2 separate regions of the Homo sapiens genome follow, and region 1 is linked to region 2. A link is a loop called in an ENCODE intact Hi-C map of the cell type or tissue named here. Cell type or tissue: natural killer cell. All regions are shown on one strand. Each heading gives the region's core, and the rest is flanking DNA. Links, peaks and the distances in the headings are about the cores only.

The links. Hi-C counts contacts between places; a loop is a spot of excess contacts. Peaks named below come from ENCODE experiments on the same cell type or tissue, not always from the same donor. Only the 100,000 strongest peaks of a DNase experiment are listed, where the experiment ranks them.
Region 1: a loop joins it to region 2, with 8 times the contacts of the local background. A loop is called at or near these places in 3 of 110 quality-filtered maps.

Annotation. Positions count from the first base shown.
Region 1 is chr3:27,895,767-27,906,095 of GRCh38, forward strand. No RefSeq gene overlaps it. Among named protein-coding and RNA genes, the nearest start is that of LINC01981, 67 kb to the left of the region's middle. In natural killer cell, for the core only: no CTCF peak of the experiment used is centred there; DNase peaks (open chromatin) are centred at 4,745 and 7,885.
Region 2 is chr3:28,324,271-28,332,270 of GRCh38, forward strand. It overlaps CMC1 (C-X9-C motif containing 1), which reads left to right. Exons shown (of 4, transcript NM_182523.2): 4 at 1-872. AZI2 (5-azacytidine induced 2) reads right to left here. Exons shown (of 8, transcript NM_022461.5): 7 at 2,562-2,680; 8 at 1-184. Among named protein-coding and RNA genes, the nearest start is that of ZCWPW2, 20 kb to the right of the region's middle. In natural killer cell, for the core only: CTCF peaks have their summits at 4,504 (motif pointing left) and 4,712; DNase peaks (open chromatin) are centred at 2,451 and 4,491; H3K27ac peaks cover 1,860 bases.

The DNA of each region.
Region 1 (10,329 bases), core at 1,385-9,384, 430 kb before region 2:
GAGATAAAATTCGAGTTGAGATTTGGGTGGGGACACAGCCAAACCCTATCAGGTGGAAACAAGGCAAATGTCCACCAACAGATGAAGAGATGAACAAAATGGGTTATAGCTACACAATTAACTATCATTGAGCCATAAAAAGAAATGAAATAATGATTCATGCTACAATGTGAATGAACCTTGAAAACATTATGGAAGCTAGACACAAAAGGTCATATATTGTATGATTCTATTTATATGAAATATCTGGAATAGGTAAATTTATAGAGACAGAAAGCATAATTGTGGTTGACAGAGTCTGAGAGGAGGGGAGAATGAGGAATGGCTACTTAATGAGTATGGCATTTCTATGGGAGTGATAAAAAAGTTCTGGAACTGGATAGTTGTGATGGTTGTAAAATATTGTGAATATACTTAATGCTATTGAAGTGTACACTTTAAAATGGTTAAAATTGTAATTCTATATTGTCTGTATTTTGCCACCAAAAAAGGGAAACATGAAAAGGCATGTTGAGAGAAGTGCTTTAGTCCTATACCTGTATCTACTACTGGATCCCCTACTCCACCCTGACTTTTGGAGGTAACCATTTAGGAGTTTATTGGTTTTTTTTCCTGATATATATTTATGAAATATAACAAATACAGATATATATTCCTCTATTTTCCTCTATATAGCTCTCTATTTTTCCCCTAAAATCTACCGTGCTATGTATACTAATCAGTGCTTCATTTTTCCAATTAGCTATATATTCTGGAGATACTCCCACATCAACATAGAGAGAAGGTTCTTCTCTTTTAGAACTGCAAATCCTCTACTGTGAAAACATCCATTCCTCTGGAGACTCACTGAGTATTGTTCAGCCTCTTGAAAACAATTATTACCCTTTTGAAAAGTTTAAGACCTTTCTTCCTTTATTTCCAATCTCAGTGACCAGTTCTGCCTTCCATTAAAAGCTTGAAATATCCAAATGATCCCAAAAGCAAACTCCTTACTAGGATTCAAATACAAGATAATGAACTTCCTTGTGATCTTGTCTATACATCTACCACGGTCTTCACACTGCTCACTGCAGGAATATTTGGGGTTGGTGATAACAATTGAGAGCTCAAACCATGTGAGATTCTGCAATGTATAAACCCTAACCATTGCCATTTTAGCATTTTCTCCATATCTGAAGATAAGTGGGGAAAAAAAAAAAAAGAAATAGATCATTTGCTCCTGCATGCTTCAGAATTTCCTATTGGCACCTCCCAACCCAAACTTTGATTCTGATTCTTGAAAGTATTACAGTAAGATGGGTCAACTTTCAGAGGACTGTAAGGGTTTCAAATAGCTTCTCTCTTGCATCAAAGGAAATCAGCACTCTCACAGGTGCTTCAGTAATCTCAATCAGAAAAGAAAGTGATTAGTAACTTGCTGAAATAAACCTAATCGGGCTCTGGATTTCAGCAACCATGAAAGATTATTTTCTTCACACATATGTTTAACATAATGAGTGAAGAGATGAAAAGAAAATGAGTTTGCATGAAGTACTATGGTTTGTCTTGATTACAATTCAGCAAAGATTCCTTGCTGTAGATTCTTTCCAACTACAAGTTAAATTTCTAGTAACTTGGCATGGCTGCCTCTTGGGTGAAAACAAAGGCAGTTCTCATGTTGGCATGAAAGAGCCCATCCCTCAGCTGCCTGTCTCAATCCTAGTAGTCCTTCAAGAGCAGGACAGACTGTATGTTCTCATAGCCCTTCTGGTGATGCCATCTCACAATGACTTTCTTCTTCACTCTGCATCACTGACACTCAGGGGCATCCACAGTGTCTCGAACATAGTAGGCACTCATTAAATATGTATTGACTATTGAATGAAGGTTATTACATTCTGCATTTTAATTCTATGTAGTCTCTTGTACAATCAGTGTTCCCCAGAGAAACAGAACCAGTAGGAGACAAATATGTACATATACATATAAATGTATGCATACATACATATATATTTGTTTTATTTAGAGATTTAAGGAACTGGCTTACATGATTGTTGTGTGTCTATCAAGTTCAAACTCTGTAGGACAGTTCAACAGACTTGAAACTCAGGAGTTGATTCTGTGGTATTTAAGCAATTTCTTCTCCAAGAAACCTTAGTTTTTGCTCTTAAGACCTTCAACTGATTGGATGAAGTTTACCTGCATTATTAAAGATTAATCTCCTTTAAAGTCAACTGATTATAGACATTAACCACACCTACGAAAATACCATCACATCAACACCTAGGCTAGCATTTGATTAAATGCTTGTGTATTATAGCCTAGCCAAACTGATAAATAAAATCTAACATTGGCCGGACGCAGTGGCTCACGTCTGTAATCCCAGAACTTTGGGAGGCCGAGGCGGGCAGATCACCTGAGGTCAGGAGTTCAAGACCAGCCTGACCAACATGGAGAAACCCCGTCTGTACTAAAAATACAAAAAAAGTTAGCTAAGCGTGGTGGTGCATGCCTGTAATCCCAGCTACTTGGGAGACTGAGGCAAGAGAATCGCTTGAACCTGGGAGGTGGAGGTTGCAGTGAGCCGAAAACGTGCCACGGCACTCCGGCCTGGATGACAGAGTGAGATTCTGTCTTAAAAAAAAAAAAGTCTAACATCACACTTCCTCATCTGATTTATACCTCAAAGGCTGAAATGCAGTTATGTTGAGAGCTTAGGATATGCTTCTATTGCATTCCACCTACCTCAATTATTTCTGACCCAGGTTCCTTATTTGTTCTGAAGATACCTCTTGTATTTTAAAGCCCCAGTCTGCTTTTATTCTTGATGCAGGCTGGTTTTCTTTTTCTGGGCTATCCAGCAATATGCCTCACCTGGTCTGCAGCTCCAGTGCTCAACTTGTAGCTGGTTACTTGAATGGTATAAGATTTTGTAGCTACCTTCTATGCCATGGTTATTATGTACAGTTGTGAATGGTAACCCTAGAGTGATGCAGTGTAAATAGAGAACCCACTTGCGACCATCATTCATCTATTCATTATTATCCCATCATCATTACTTACCCCTTCAGCCATCTCTGGGAAATCTATATTCAAAACTCCTTTCATTTAAGGAGACCAAAGTGAGGTGAGATCACCTAAAGTTGCAAATACCTGAGATCAAGTTTAAAGTAAATGACCCTCAGTCATGAACTCCTTAGTGAGAGTAGGGATGGTGGCTTTTCTCTGAAGGCAGATCTTGGTAAGACTTAGATGGCCGATGTCATTCATGACAGGGTTTCAGAGTACTCATCAGAAGACAAAAATTTATGAAAATGCACTTCACAAATTTCTCTACAGTTATCCTGATCCTACTCTGCTCTTAGCACTTAGGATAAATTTTGATCATATCTCTCTAACAGGGTTACTTGAAATCCAAATCTCTCTTTAAGCTCACAGTCTCCTTCTCTTTCTACAGCTGACTTTGGCCTCAATTATGCATTCAGCAAATACTTGTGTGTTGCCTGCTATGCATCAGGCACTGGTCTAGACACTGGTCATTTTCCTGTTGGTTCTTACAGTCTAGTCTCCCATTCAAGATGACAGGCCCTGCCCCTCTTCTAGTACCTTTGAAATTCCAAAGACATTTATTATCTCAGGGCTAAGACAGAAATAAATCTGGTTCATTCAATAAGATTTAGGTCACGGGATGATAGAACATTGTCAAGTGGTGCACACTGAAGGCGTTATACAATAGACACTATCCCTAGTGCATGCAATGAGTATGGTTGCCTTAAGGAGAAATTAAAGGGCTAGTAATAGGACAATGCTATTAATAGAGGTAAATAAAGAAAAAAGAGATGTCTCTAAAAGAATTCTGTAAACTTTATGCTTCCTTTTAACAACAAGTTCATTAGGTGAAAATTAACTTTGGCTGTAAGTTTACGTATGTGTTCTTTTGCCTAGGAGTCTAGAAGTCCACAACTCCTAACCCAACGGAGCCCAGGAAACTGATCTTTTTTAGACTGATGGGTTGTTTTCTGACATGAGCAAGGTTGAACTATCTCTTCATCCAGAAATCTATATCCCACCAACACAGTTTTAAGGACTCTTACAAAATTACATGGATTGCACCAAGATTAAAAAAAAGCAGAAGAAAAAAACCAAGAGAAAGAAAAGTGAAAGAATGTCTTTGTGAGCCTAGCTTCCTATTTTCCTTAAACTTATTTGCAACAATGTTGTTTCTCATGCTTGCCACTTACATAATTTTATTTTCTAATATCCATATTTTATTCAGATTTTACATCTTAGAAACAGAAAATCCTTTTGTAAAAGATGACATCTTAGAAAAATGAAATGTAGTAAACTAGTACCCTAGAACTAAAGTCATATCTCATTTGCTAATCATCTATTTCATATGAGTTTTAATTATATTTTCAATTGCTTCCCATGCCTATATTTTGTTTTTCAATTAAAATGGTAAATCCTTCAAGGTAGACAGTCCCCAGTGGGTCCTAGTCACTTTACAGACACTGTTTTATTCTGAATTCTTTTAATTACACTGTGTGATATATTACTCCCATTTACTAACAAGGAAATTGAGGCTCAGGGAGGTGAAGTCACTAACCTAAGATCTTATAGCCAACTTAATAGCAGAATCAGAATCTCACTGATGAGCGCAGGGTTGTGGCAGTACCTCTCTGCAAGGATGTAAGGGTGGGAGTCTGTGTGGTTTTGACAAGGGTGGGCAAGAATTCACCCTGGAAATCTTGACTAAAATGTTTTTGTGGGTCTCGGGCACAGTTAGGTTCACACCTAGGAAACTCTCTGAGGGTAAAGCCACAGCTTGGTTAAATTGGGTGACTCACAAGTGTGAAGGTTCATATTTTAGCACTTGGTAATCAAAGGCAGAATTAAACTACTTAAAAATGAACATTGATGAAAACTCAGAACCTTTGCAAGAAATCCAGGCCACAGCATATATTAGACTCTGAATTGCACCTAAGGGTTGAATTACCTTCTAGCCCATCTTTGATTCATATTAAAGAAATATAAAGCGACAACCCTGGGCAGATGAGTAAGCCTTTGAGTCCTGTCCTGGGGTCATGTTCTCTGCTGGATCAGATTTGATTTCAGGAGCCCCTCCTGAAAAGCAGATTCATCATGGTATTTATTGGATAGGTTTGGAACAGGGTAATCATGAGGTCCTGAAAGCTGTAATGCAGATTTTTTAAAATCCAAGCCTCAGAAACTTACAGAGGTAAGAAAAGACAACTGTAGTTGTACAAGTGTATCTAAAATTCAGTACTTCTTTATTTTGAAAATTGCTTTTCAGTTTCTTCAGGAAAAATTACAATTGTGGGGGACAATTAAGGGGAGAGAAGGGAAAAATGTCCTACTTTGTATGGACATTGTATTCTCTATGCCTAAATTATTGAGCAAAGAATCAAAGGAGTTAGTAACCTCAGCCTACTTCATCTCACTACTTCTCTACCTGGAATAATTTACAGATTTCTCGAGACGTTTGTTTAATATATATATATATATATATATATATTTTTTTTTTTTTTTTTGAGATGGAGTCTCGCTCTGTTGCCCAGGCTGGAGTGCAGTGGCACGATCATGGCTCACTGCCACCTCCATCTCCTGGGTTCAAGTGATTCTCCTGCCTCAGCCCCCCGAGTAGCTGGGACTACAGGCGCATGCCACCATGCCTGGCTATTTATTGTATTTTTAGTAGAGATGGGGTTTCACCATTTTGGCCAGGCTGGCTACGAACTCCTGACCTCAAGTGATCCACCCACCTCGGCCTCCCAAACTGCTGGGATTACAGGCATGAGCCACCACGCCCAGCCCAACATCTCATATTCTGTTTGGGCTTCTGCCAGGGCTAGCAACTTATAGAAATGATTAAAGCATGAAAATGGGGATATTTTGTTGCCGACTTGCAGATGAAAGTGTTGGTGGTAGACATATGCTTGTAGTTAATTACTCTGCCCCTTTCGTCAGCGTTTTGGCCCTATTGGTCATTTTATGCTTCATAGATTTTTTTAAAAAAGATATTTAGACTTCCCACTTTTTACGGTTTTTCAGAACTTGTCTTTCCGCACATTTTGAGACGTTCACAGTAATAACTGAAGGTTATGCAATAACCGAAGGTTATGTATTAGTAATACAGATGCCAGGCATCCACTTTGCTAAGGGGCTCCTAGACTTGAGAAGGATTGGAGGAGGGGATTCATATATAAGGTGATAAAGAATCTTGGTGCTGGAAATTAGAATCAAGAGAAATAATAATTGGATGTTAAACTTAACCATTTAGACGGCTTATTTTTCCACTGGGCTATGACAAGCTCTATAAGTAGAACAGGTCTGGTGTTGCCCACCATTGAATCCCATATCTTGCACAGTACCTGGGACATAGCTGGGACTATATAAATATCTAGTTAATAAATTAATAAGTGAATGAAACAGGGAAAGAACCCTGCCTATCTTGTTCTTTATAGTATTCCTAGACCATAGCATAGAACCTGATGCTAGTAGATGCTCAATAAATAATATAGACTTGGATGTCTTCCTGGAGCTTAAAATATCAAAATGTTAGGTTTTGTGAAATTCAGCCGCTATTTGTTGTATGACTGGGTTGGTTTTTAGAGATCAGATGATTTTTTCAGGTTGATTGTTCTCAGAGTAAAAACGGCTGGGTTTTATCTTGCAAACGGCTCACCATTTTTTTTTTTTTTTTTTTTTTTTTTTTTGAGACGAGTCTCGCTCTGTTGCCCAGGCTGGAGTGCAGTAGTGCAATCTCGGCTCACTGCAACTTCCGCCTCCAGGGTTCAAGCAATTCTCCTGCCTCAGCCTCCCAAGTAGCTGGGATTACAGGCCTGTGCCACCATGACCGGCTAATTTTTTTGTACTTTTAGTAGGGACAGGGTTTCACCATATTGGCCAGGCTGGTCTCGAACTCCTGACCTTGTGATCTGCCCACCTCGGCCTCCCAAAGTGTTGGGATTACAGGTGTGAGCCACCGCGCCCGGCCATGGCCCACTATTTTTTTTAAAATTTCATTTTATAGCATCTCTGTAAGTACTGACACCTTGCCTGTCTTTGAAGGGGCCAACTGCTGACTTGTTTTTTCTGACTCTTTATTACGTATATCCACAATCAAATTAATTCTTGTTCTGTTACAGGAATAAGGTAGAGTGCAGAAGTCCATATAATAGAGCCATGTTATAGAAATTAGAATACATGGTAGTGCCAAGAATGCATGCCCCTGGATACAATGTAACACAAAGTGAAGAATAATGACTTAGGGGTCTGAAGGCTCTGGTTTTGGTCCCTGCTTTGCCAAAAACTTCAATGACTTGCTTAACTTCTTTGAGTCTTTTTCCTTGGTTGTGACAAGATTATCCTTTTGAAGAAACAGTATCAAGAAAATCATGTTCGGGGTAGAAAAAAATTACAGTTAGGTGGTGCATGTATGTGACTGAAAATAAACAATCAAGTAATGAGTATTAATTTGCTTATAAGTCAGTTTTTAATGACGAATTTCTGATGCTTTGTTAGAGAGCCTGGAAATTCAAATACAAGTATTTCCCCTTCCTTCTAAAGGAGCCCATAGATGCAAACTCTGAAGGCTTATTTGATGCATAAGAAAATGTCTCTTATTTTCATAAGTTGTCCTAATTTATCTCCCTTTTTCTTCCTTTTCCGGGTAAAATAATATTTGCCAACTCTATTTTAGGGTTGGATAGGATTTATTTGCCTCATTATCTATATAACGTCTGATTAAATCATTTTGAGTCAAATTAAAACATTTTCTCAATGTGCTATCAAAGAAATTCTAAACATTACACATCAAGAGCTTACAGGAAATCACCATCTTTATGTTAGAAAAGAAACAGGAAGCACTGCTTATCTCTGGCACCTCAAGATTTCTGAAGGACTTACCTACTCTGCAGAGTTTCTACTGAGGCACCAAAATCATCAACTCATTTGTGGCACTTTCTAAGACTTAACCTAGTTCTTCACAATATCTCCGGCTTGGGAAGAATTTGCCCAAGAAAACATTTCTATTACAAAAGTTCAAACGCCAGGAAAAATGGGTAGATAGTAAAGCAATTTAACATCAAATAATAATAATTTGGTAGTGTTTTAAAATATTGCTTAATATGAATGGAAGGATCTGATACTGTGTATACAATAGGACCTCAATTGCTCACTGTAGGTGGTGGGTGCAGAACATAGTTTTACGTGCTTCTTTCTGCTTATCTCTGTTATCCATATTATATACAATAAACATGTATAACTTTTTAGATCAGAATAAGTTATAGAAAGTATTATTGAAAAGTATACTAAATTAAACCATAGGCCTTTGCAGACATTTCACATTGAGAATTATAGACTTGAAAAGAGGGCATCCCAAAGGACATGAGTCTAAACACTATAACTAAATAGAGGAATAAACCAAGTCCCAGAGAGGTAAAATGACTTGCTCATGTCTGGAAGTAAAGGTGGGTGGGGAGGTGGGGGAAGCCTGAATTAGAATCTCAAGTCAGAACTCTTTGAGTGTTATCCATATAGTTTCAATGACAGACATCCTTTAACATATGTGTGATATGCAGATAATTTAGTTGTCCAGATAAAAACTACTCTGAGATCTTCTCTAGGAGTTCACTGGGAGGAAACTGAAAATTTTCTTAAAAGCATGATCAAATGTCTAGTCCCACTTGACTTGAATAATATGCCCAAATGTAAGATAACAAACTTTGTCATTCCTGGCAACAACTAACCTCAAACACATCACACTGATTGGGCTGCTCTACAAGGTGGGCTTGAAGCCCAATATTTGCCCTCTCCTATAATGACCTAAACAAATCACCAGGTATCAAAAAAAAGGCTAAGCCCAGAGATAAAGGAGAAGTGCAGTGAGTAGACCCCTCCATGTAAAGGAAAAGAAAAATCATATTTTGACACTGCCAACAGGAGCCCCAGGTGAAATACTCTGCTCTCTGTATCCATAGGTTCTGCATCTGTGGATTCAATCAATGGCAAATGGAAAATATTTTTTTAAAAATGGATGGTTGTAGCTGTACTGAACTATGTACAGACTTTTTTTCTTGTCAATATTCTCTAAGCAATACACTATAACAACTATTTACATAGAATTTACATTGTATTAGGCATTATAAGTAATCTAGAGATGATTTAAAGTATGTGGGAGGATGTCCGTAGGTTATATGCAAACACTACATTATTTTATATCAGGAAATTGAGCATCCATGGATTTTGGTATCTGCGGGGGTCTTAGAACCAATCTCCATGAATAATGTACAATAACCATTTGAGAGAGGTTTTTTAAAAAATCCATTTTATAGATGAGTAACTGAGATTGAGAAGCTAGTCTATTTGTACAAGCTCATAGCTAGTAAATATGAATGCAGGTTATCTACCACCCAGACTATTGTTTTTCCCAATTTTTTCTACAGCTATGAATCCCTAGTTATAAGTTAACATAATACCCATTGCATAAAATAGATATAATAGAATGTGAAATAGGAAGTGTTGGATCAAATGGAAGGATACAGATGATTATCACAGACTATCAGACAGGAGGCTTAAAGTAGTCAATAATCAGATAGAGTCCGGGCGCAGTGGCTCACGCCTGTAATCCCAGCACTTTGGGAGGCAGAGCCTGGTGGATCACCTGAGGTCAGGAGTTGAGACCAGCCTGGCCAACATGGTGAAAACCTGCACTAAAATACAAAAATTCGCAGGGCGTGGTGATGGGCGCCTGTAATCCCAGATACTTGGGAGGCTGAGGCAGGAGAATTGCTTGAACCTGGGAGGTGGAGGTTGCAGTGAGCTGAGGTCATGCCACTGCACTCCAGGCTAGGTGACATGGCAAGACTCTGTCTCAAAAAAAAAAAAAAAATCAGAGACAGAGCTGGGATGCATGCCCTACCAAGGTCCCCTTTACTGGGCTATGGCATTCCTCTCCCAGCTGCTATGAGTATTGACTCTGACTGGCTCACAGCTGCTTTTTTATCTAGAGAATTGCCCTCAGCTGGGGACCAATGGGAACTAATGCAAACTGCCTCATCTAGGAGGCAACCCACAGACCACAGTTAACTCATATGGAGGTGTCAAAGGCAGACCGCTTGCCTCAAGGTGAGACACACTATGTGGTACAGTTCATATTCCACAGCTCCCCATGGCATCTGATTGAGGCCTGTCCCCAGCTGAGACCACATCTTTGCTTAGCTTCTTCCTTCTGCCCCATTTTGCTTCCCCCGTTCCCTTTCACCTGAGTGTGCTCCTTCAGTCAATCACTTAAATGAGAATTAGAGTTGCAGATTAAAGAAAAACAAA
Region 2 (8,000 bases), core at 1-8,000:
TGGAGGATTGCTTTCTCTGATAAAACCTTTACATCTCCTGGTAAAGGGGAAGATGTGGTATGACAAAGAGCTTTGCCATTTGGTAAGAGAGGGGGATGTCTTGTGTATGTTGCAGTAAAATTCATCAAGTGCAGTTTTGTGCTGTCTCTTCCAAGGTCTTCACTGCATCCTACAGGGGCACAGGCTAAAAAGAAAACACAGACTAAATGTCAGTTTTCATTACATTTGTGATCATAAAATTCGATAACACTTCACCAATTTGAATTCTAGAACTGGTGATGAAATTAAGATTTCCAAGTTAGTGTGATCATTGAGGCACTGTGACTAGGAGATAAATGACAGATGATCTGAGTTTTAATCCTGGATCAGCAATTTACTGTGACTTTAGATATTTGTCTCTTAGCTGCTCCTGATGTCTCTTTCCTTGTCTGCAGAATGGATATAGAATTCCTGTCCCAACTATGTCATAGAGCTTTTAAAAGATGAAGAACTACATATTTTTAAAAGTTGGAAACTAATACAGTTAAAATACAAATAAAGATCCTGTTCTTGGCTCTTATTGTGGCTGGAGAAGGATTGCAGACTGTTCACATGTCAGTGGGGACTGAGACAGTTCTTAAGTTTTAGCATTTTTTAGTTAAATATAATATTCCTTTGCTCAAACTCTTTGTCCACAGGCAGTCCAAAAGCAAATTTTTTAGAAATAATTGCATTTTTAATTGGTGAGACCCAAATGAAGTTTTTATATATCAAAGGCTTTTATGGATAAAGCAGTTTAAATAAAATTTGTGAAATCTTGTTTCTTGTAAAACACAGCAAATGTTAATGCTACTGTGGTCACAATGTAGGTAAAGTAAAAAAAAAAAAAAAAACAGCCAAAAAAAAAAAGTTTTGTACAAATGCAATGGCCTAGAAAAAGACTACTTAAAAGCTATTATTTCACCACAGCCAGCACATTGGTAATACAGGTTTCTCCACTCCCTCCAGCTCAGCCTACCAGTGTGGAAAGGTAAGTTTATCCTTAGCTCAAGAAGGATGGCCAAGTGTAACTAAGGCTTGACTTCATGTAATTTTAGAAGAAACAGATTGAACGACATTATAAAATAAGTTCATTGTTTTTCCTGGGAGGGTGGATATGGATGGAGGAGAACTGGAAGTGTAGTGTTTGGCTTTGGAAAAAAGGTGATACAAAGGTCAGGAGAAAGGTGGTTCTAGTCTCATCTCTGTACTCCTCAAAGCAATGAGTTCTGTGTAAGGAGTGGTGACCTTGAGCCTACCACTGTCATAGGAAAAGTGCTAGAAAACTTATGTTCCAAAGCACCGAAAAATATTAATCAGCTAGGAAGGAACACAAGGATGAGCCATGTCCAAGTATGAAAAGAGCATTGCTCCTTTATTATTCTTTGGTAGTTCTATTTATCATGTAAACAAAGCTACATTGAAAACTCAATGCAGAATTACTCTGTGAGTCCCTTTATAGAGAGATCTTATTTGTACATTCAACCTTTGGTCTCATATATAACTCTGACCACTGGAAAACTCAAGGACAAAGTGAACCAAAAATTAAGCTGGACTTGCTAAAACACCATACTATTTTCCCTGATTTATATGTAACCAACTCTCTAAAAATGAAAAGGAGTTCTACATTCAATTTTCCTTCCCAAAATTTAACATTTTTCCTCACTAATAAACACTCCTGAGGAGAACTATTTATGACACAATCCTCTTGTGTCCTCTTTAAGACAATGTGAAATATAAATAAGTAATTTTAAACTAGATGGTGATAATCTTTTATAAAAAGTCCTATCTCATTTTTAAAAAGTAAATTTTAGGGCATTCAAATTTGTATCACACAACTTTTCAGAAATATACCTGTTATGTAATACTAGGTACAAATGTACTGATTTTTCTCCAAGGTATAAAAATAGCTTTGGCGAAAGTAGCTACTACTAGTTAACACAAAACTCAAGAAGTTAAATCAGTCAAGCAGTTAAATATGAAAGGCAAAGCAATGAAAATTTTTGTTTGGTTGAAGGGCATAAGGGGAGAACACCTAGTCTTCGTTGTAATCAGCTATATCCTTTATGGAAAGAAAAGCTTATAAGAAATGCAAAAACCCAAATAATGAATCAAAGTTTGTTTTCTTTTTCAAAACAACCTAAAAAGCTAGGTGTTTGGTGTATTCTGTAGCACTGGAATGAAAATTTGCTTTTGGTGTCTTTTTTTTTTTTTTTTCAAATATATGAAGTAGCTGTGGTAAAAGGTCAACTAGAGCAAACTTAACACCTCAGTCTTATACACATAAGCAACACTTGGCTGAGAAAAGCCACAAGGGGAAAAGAATACAGTACTGAAGAAAAAACACATCAGCAACACCTTTATGTGTGAAGTTGACCAGTATGAGACTGAAGCCAAAGCAGAGAATGGGTAGGCTGCGAATGTACTATATATACTTTGGCTTATCAATCTCTCATTTGATGAGATTTTGATAAGATATGACAGCTAGTTGCTCTTCAGGCAGTTTGGCTGGAATCAGTGGTTTCCGGTAAACAGTGACTTGCCTTTCTTGATTGCAGTTGAGGTTTTCAGTTTTCTTAGTAGTTCAGCTTGTACTTGAGTCACCAGATGTAAATTAGACATTTCTCTCTTCAGTTCCCAGTATGCATGCTGCATATTATCACTGAAATAAATTTTTTTACAAAAAGTTAATACTCATCATTCTTTTTTAGACAAAAGGGAATAACTTTAGAAATATGCAGATCAAGTTTCTGCTCCAATTAGTTTTGAGATGATGTAAACTGAAAAAAACAATTGAAAGATATTTAACTAGGGCATTAATAAGTGAAAAGATCTTGAAAGAATAACACTGTCCATCTGATATGTAGCAATTAACTATTATATTAAACGGTATAATAAAAATAAAATTATAACTGATAAGAGCTTCTTGCAGAGTCTCAGAACTGAGATTTCATTTTAGGCTGTAATGTGCAGCTATTAATTAGTAAGTAGTAAGAAATACATTCTTTATTTGCAAATCTGATTAAGAGTAAAGTTACATTCATTCAAATATGGATCAATTTGTATTTATCTTTTGATTGTTTTGACACTGTGAATTGAAATGATATATCAACTGCTGAATATATATCCAAGTCTACATTAAAATAAAATTTAGGTTTCATGCATTACATTCTTTATGTTTGACTGGGCTGTCTCATAATGTTGGTTCTAAACCAATGTGACATGACAGCACAAGACATGAAGAGCCAGATGATTTCCTGGTAAGGAAAAAGAAGCTAGAGAGGGAAGATTATATGAAACAGAAATAGAAACTTCAAAAATGCCTCTCCTGTTTTTATAATTAAAAGTATTTTACCTCAATTATCTAAGAAATTATAATTAGTGATTTTAAATCTAATTTTTATAGATTTTGTTTTCCATTAAACATTCATATTCAGACATTCATGATTTTCTTTTTTTGCTGCTTAATTGCCAACTAAATGAAATTAAAATCTTCAGCACATATTCTCATTTTGTTGTACAGGAATATCACAAAATATTAAATGTAAGACTAAATCTTATAACATTAAAAAAAAATTATTACCCCTTAGATACTAGTGTAATTTTAATAGTACAGAAATCAAACTAGACAAACGTGTCACCTTATGCTTCAATTTTTGTGTTGCCATAAACACTTAAACTTCAAAAGGATAACATTTTTGAAATCTAATATCTCAAATTACAGAATATAGTTTATATTTAATATATAATATATAAAATATTTTGAATTCTGTAAGGTGAAATACCTTTTTGTCAATAAACTTTACACTGCTTTTCAGAAAAATCTGCTTTAGTCTGTTGTAAACATCATTTGTTAAGTTGTAGTATATTAGAAATCAGAGCTCTTTGCAAGTTTTTAATAGGTGTCAAATAATTAGTTCACAAAATTAACCATGTCTACTTCACCAAAAAACATCTGAGTTGTTTGCTACAATGAATGTTTCACATAGGAACCTGTCTTAAGTGTGAAGAGAGTTGTTGGTTTCTTGGTACAATTCTAGGCATTCAGTATGCTTTCCGAAGAGTTACTCACATTATATAGCAGTAAGTGTAAACACTGAACATGTGCTAATTCATTCATTCAGTCATGGTATGAATAATACAGCTTAAAAATAGTTTATTATTGGTGCGAGACAGTAAATCAGTGCCTGTTTTAGAGAAAAGAAGAGCAAATACTGAAGACAGTTCTGAGTACTAAAATACACAGCTAGGCATGGAAATAAACAATTCTAGTAACGTTTACAGTGCCTAATAAAAACTTTTCAGTTCAATTTAATGAAGACTGCTTAAAACTTAGGTTTAGTTAAAAACTAGGTCACTGAGTTTAATACACATGTAGTCTTGTTTTTTGCTCTTAATGTAACCTGAATTTAAAACTACAGATAGACAAATCTAAAATTATTACTAAGTATAGCTCTCCCTCTTGTGGATAAGAAAATAACTGCAGTTAGTGTTTCCCACTTTACAGTTAACATTAAAAGTGCTACAATCTTCAAAGTGTGTAAAAAATTATTTTAAATTCTATCTACTTGAACAAAATGTTTAAACCATTATTTAAATGATATTGGAAAAGGCAAGTTGTCATCCCTAATTTTTAGCAGGCTTCCAATTAAACCTCTTATCTAGGTATTTCAAAGACAATGTATAGATTGTGACCTTCCTATCCTCACCGCAGTTCCCCAACTGGGAGTATAAAGTTTAGTTTTGCTTTAAATGCCACACAAGCAAAATGCTAGTAATATATATAGTTGTCTATAAAGAACTTATACAACTACTTAAAATATTGAAATGTTACACTGAAACTTCTCAAATGAGAACTCTAAAAACAGATAAAGCACAAATAATGATGGCTGAGCACTTATTATATACTAGGCACTTCACCTACATTGTCACACCAACTTGGTAAAGTGAGTAACCTCATTTTACACACGAGGAAATGGGTTGAGAAGTCTACTCCAGTCTGCCATGTTGCTGTTCAAAGCTGTCTTTCACTTAACCCGGTCTAATGACTGATCACTGCCCTTTTGGAGTAACATTTTTGATATCATCATCAATTACCAAGCACCTACAATATGCTGACTGCCAACACAATCTTATAAGTTTTATACTTCTCAGTATAAAACTTCACATCTCTGACTTTTAAGTGAAACCTGCATGTCCACAACTGAAGGAGGGAGTACATGTCCTGCTTACAAAGTGTAACAGCTAAAAGCCCAGCTTTCTTAATTGACACTATATATGGAACTCTTTAATACACAAATAACTATTCCTTGTATAAGAAAAATCCACTTACTTGAGTTTCTACTTCAGCCATACATATTTTTCTTTAGCATTTGAAAATTTACTGAACTATTACATCCTCCATCATCACAGTAGAATTAAACTATGGGATATTCTTAGCCAAGAGTTATAGACTTAAAAGTGTGTATTTTGACAACTGCGGTTCCCCCCAAACAAGTGGCTCTCATTTTTTATTGCAAGGCACAGCAAGAATCATTTTACACTGCAACCCAAAGAAAACAAGTTCTAAGAAACCATACTTACCCTTATTGTGTGTAATGCACTCTGGTATTGGTGTGTTCTTTCTGACTTATTCCATATTTTTATAATGCTTATTATAACTAATAAAATTTCACAGCACTAAGGAAACACAGAAGAGCCTGATAAACACTAACCTAATCTTTTTTTTTCTAAACCTGGAATTTACATTTTAGGAAGTCATCTGTAACACAGTTCCACAATGTAAGTTTACAGATGATGAGCAAAAGAAGTACAGCGACTCCCTGTCTAGATCTGGTTTAAAAACTGAAGCCATCAACCTAAAGCCAAAATCAAAACAGGACACTGGCAAGACATTGGTTAAATTTCTGATAGGGCTATTATTGTTAAATGATGTTTTATACAAGGAGTATCATATAAAAGGCCTCCAGTAATTAAAAGGTTCACTCTATCTTAAGATAGAGAAACAGTATACTACACCTCATTTGCCTAGCAATATGATGGAAGAAATACAAAAAAGGAGAGTTCCAAAAAAGCAAGTTATCTAAATAACTGAAAAATATTCCTTAAAAATATCTAAACCTTTAGTTAATGGTTTAATGGAAATATCCCTATATACTTTCTCCAATATAGTAAACTAATCTGTCATCTGAATTGTTCCTCTTAAAAGTGGATGAAGTAACTTACAAAGATTAACAAAACACAAGAACATAAACTGCAAACAGGCAGAAATGATGAGGCGAAAAATAGAAAACAAAACAAAATGCAGTGGAGAATGAGGTTAACATAAAAATGCATGATAAAAGTTGACCAACAGTAGGCCACAAATTTGGTTATAAGTTTTCTAGTACATAACCAGAAGAGAGAAACCTAATCAGTTTTGCAGTTCACATTGTCTACCTGATACAAATGCAAACCAATTTGCAAAAAACCACAAGTGTATATGAGCACTAAGAGAGCCACTGGAACATGCTGTAATTACACAATTCTTTACATACATACTGTTGGTATGGCTTTAACGTGAAGTAACTTTTAAACTGAATTTAAGGCAATTATTTCTAAAAACTGTCCTCTGAATTGATACTGAGCTTTAAAGAATTGCGAGACTATACTCTGGAGCCACAATTACAGCTTTGCAGCCTTGAAAATATCTCCTTGGGACTCAACTTTCCCCAAATCCTGGCACAGAGATTTTTTCAGTATTTTGTTAGTTATCTGATGCCTTCAAACAGGTATTTTCTGGGGGAGTCAGGTTTTCAAGAAATTCTTAGTGGATATGACCCAAATTATGTAATCTCCCATGAATGGAAGCAGAAATTCCATTCTATATCACATGCTTCAAATGTACTATTTATATAGCCCCTGTATTTGATCTCTTTTGATGATATTATTCATTCTCTACTCCTTTCTAAACTGATTAGAAGTGGCTTATAAAAAGGACAATACAGAAAAATAAGGGGAAACCTAGGTTGACAGGAGAAAAGATAACAAGATAATTTTAAGGAATAGTTTACATGGATACTATACTAGACACATTTTTCAAAAAAAGAAAAAGTTTCCTTGCAGTAAACTTAGATAAAATTCGAAGGCATAATTGAAGTACTGTTCAAATGGCAGAGTTAAATAACAACAGAGACTGTACTGCCAGCTCACAAAGCCGAATAAAACAGTTACTGCTGGCACTTTATAGAAAAAGTCTGCCAACCCCTGATCTAGAAGAGTGGCTGTATCTCATTTCCTCAAATTGTTTTTCCTAATTGATCATTTCTCTAAAGCAGGTTTTTGATAGAAATTGGCCTGACACAATTCACATTATTTACTTAGGTCAGTAAACTTTGGAAGCCAAATGATAAAACAATGAAGTCAGATCAGTATTTTTTATTGGATGGAGGGTAACAATGTAGAGAGGCTATCTTAACATAGTAGAAACAACAATTATTAGATAGCTTAAAACACAGAATTGAAGTTACTTAAGTAAAAATGATACGTATTTGAGGAAAAAGGGTTGAAAAAGTATATGAACTCTGATGGCTACTTCTATTCTTATGCGAAGAGGGAACAGTCCTCAAAATTCATGCTATCCCATGATTGCGCCACTGCACTCCAGGCTGTGCTACAGATACTCTGTCTCAAAAAACAAAAAACAAAAAAAAATAAATTTCATGCTATCCCAAAGACTAACAATGGCCAAGTAGGCTCTTAAGACAAAGGAATGTTATTATATATAATGAATAATTCTTCATGTACAAATTCAGTATTACAGAATACCTCCACATAGCTAGTTCCCTAAAATCATACCTAAAATATTACTAAATGTTCAGAAAGTTTAAGGCATCCTGTTTTTGTATTACTTAAATTCAAAGCTGTTATTAACAATTAAATTTTATTCTACAAATTTATTGTGATCAGAGGTTACATCAGTATCCAAACAATATCCATTTTTT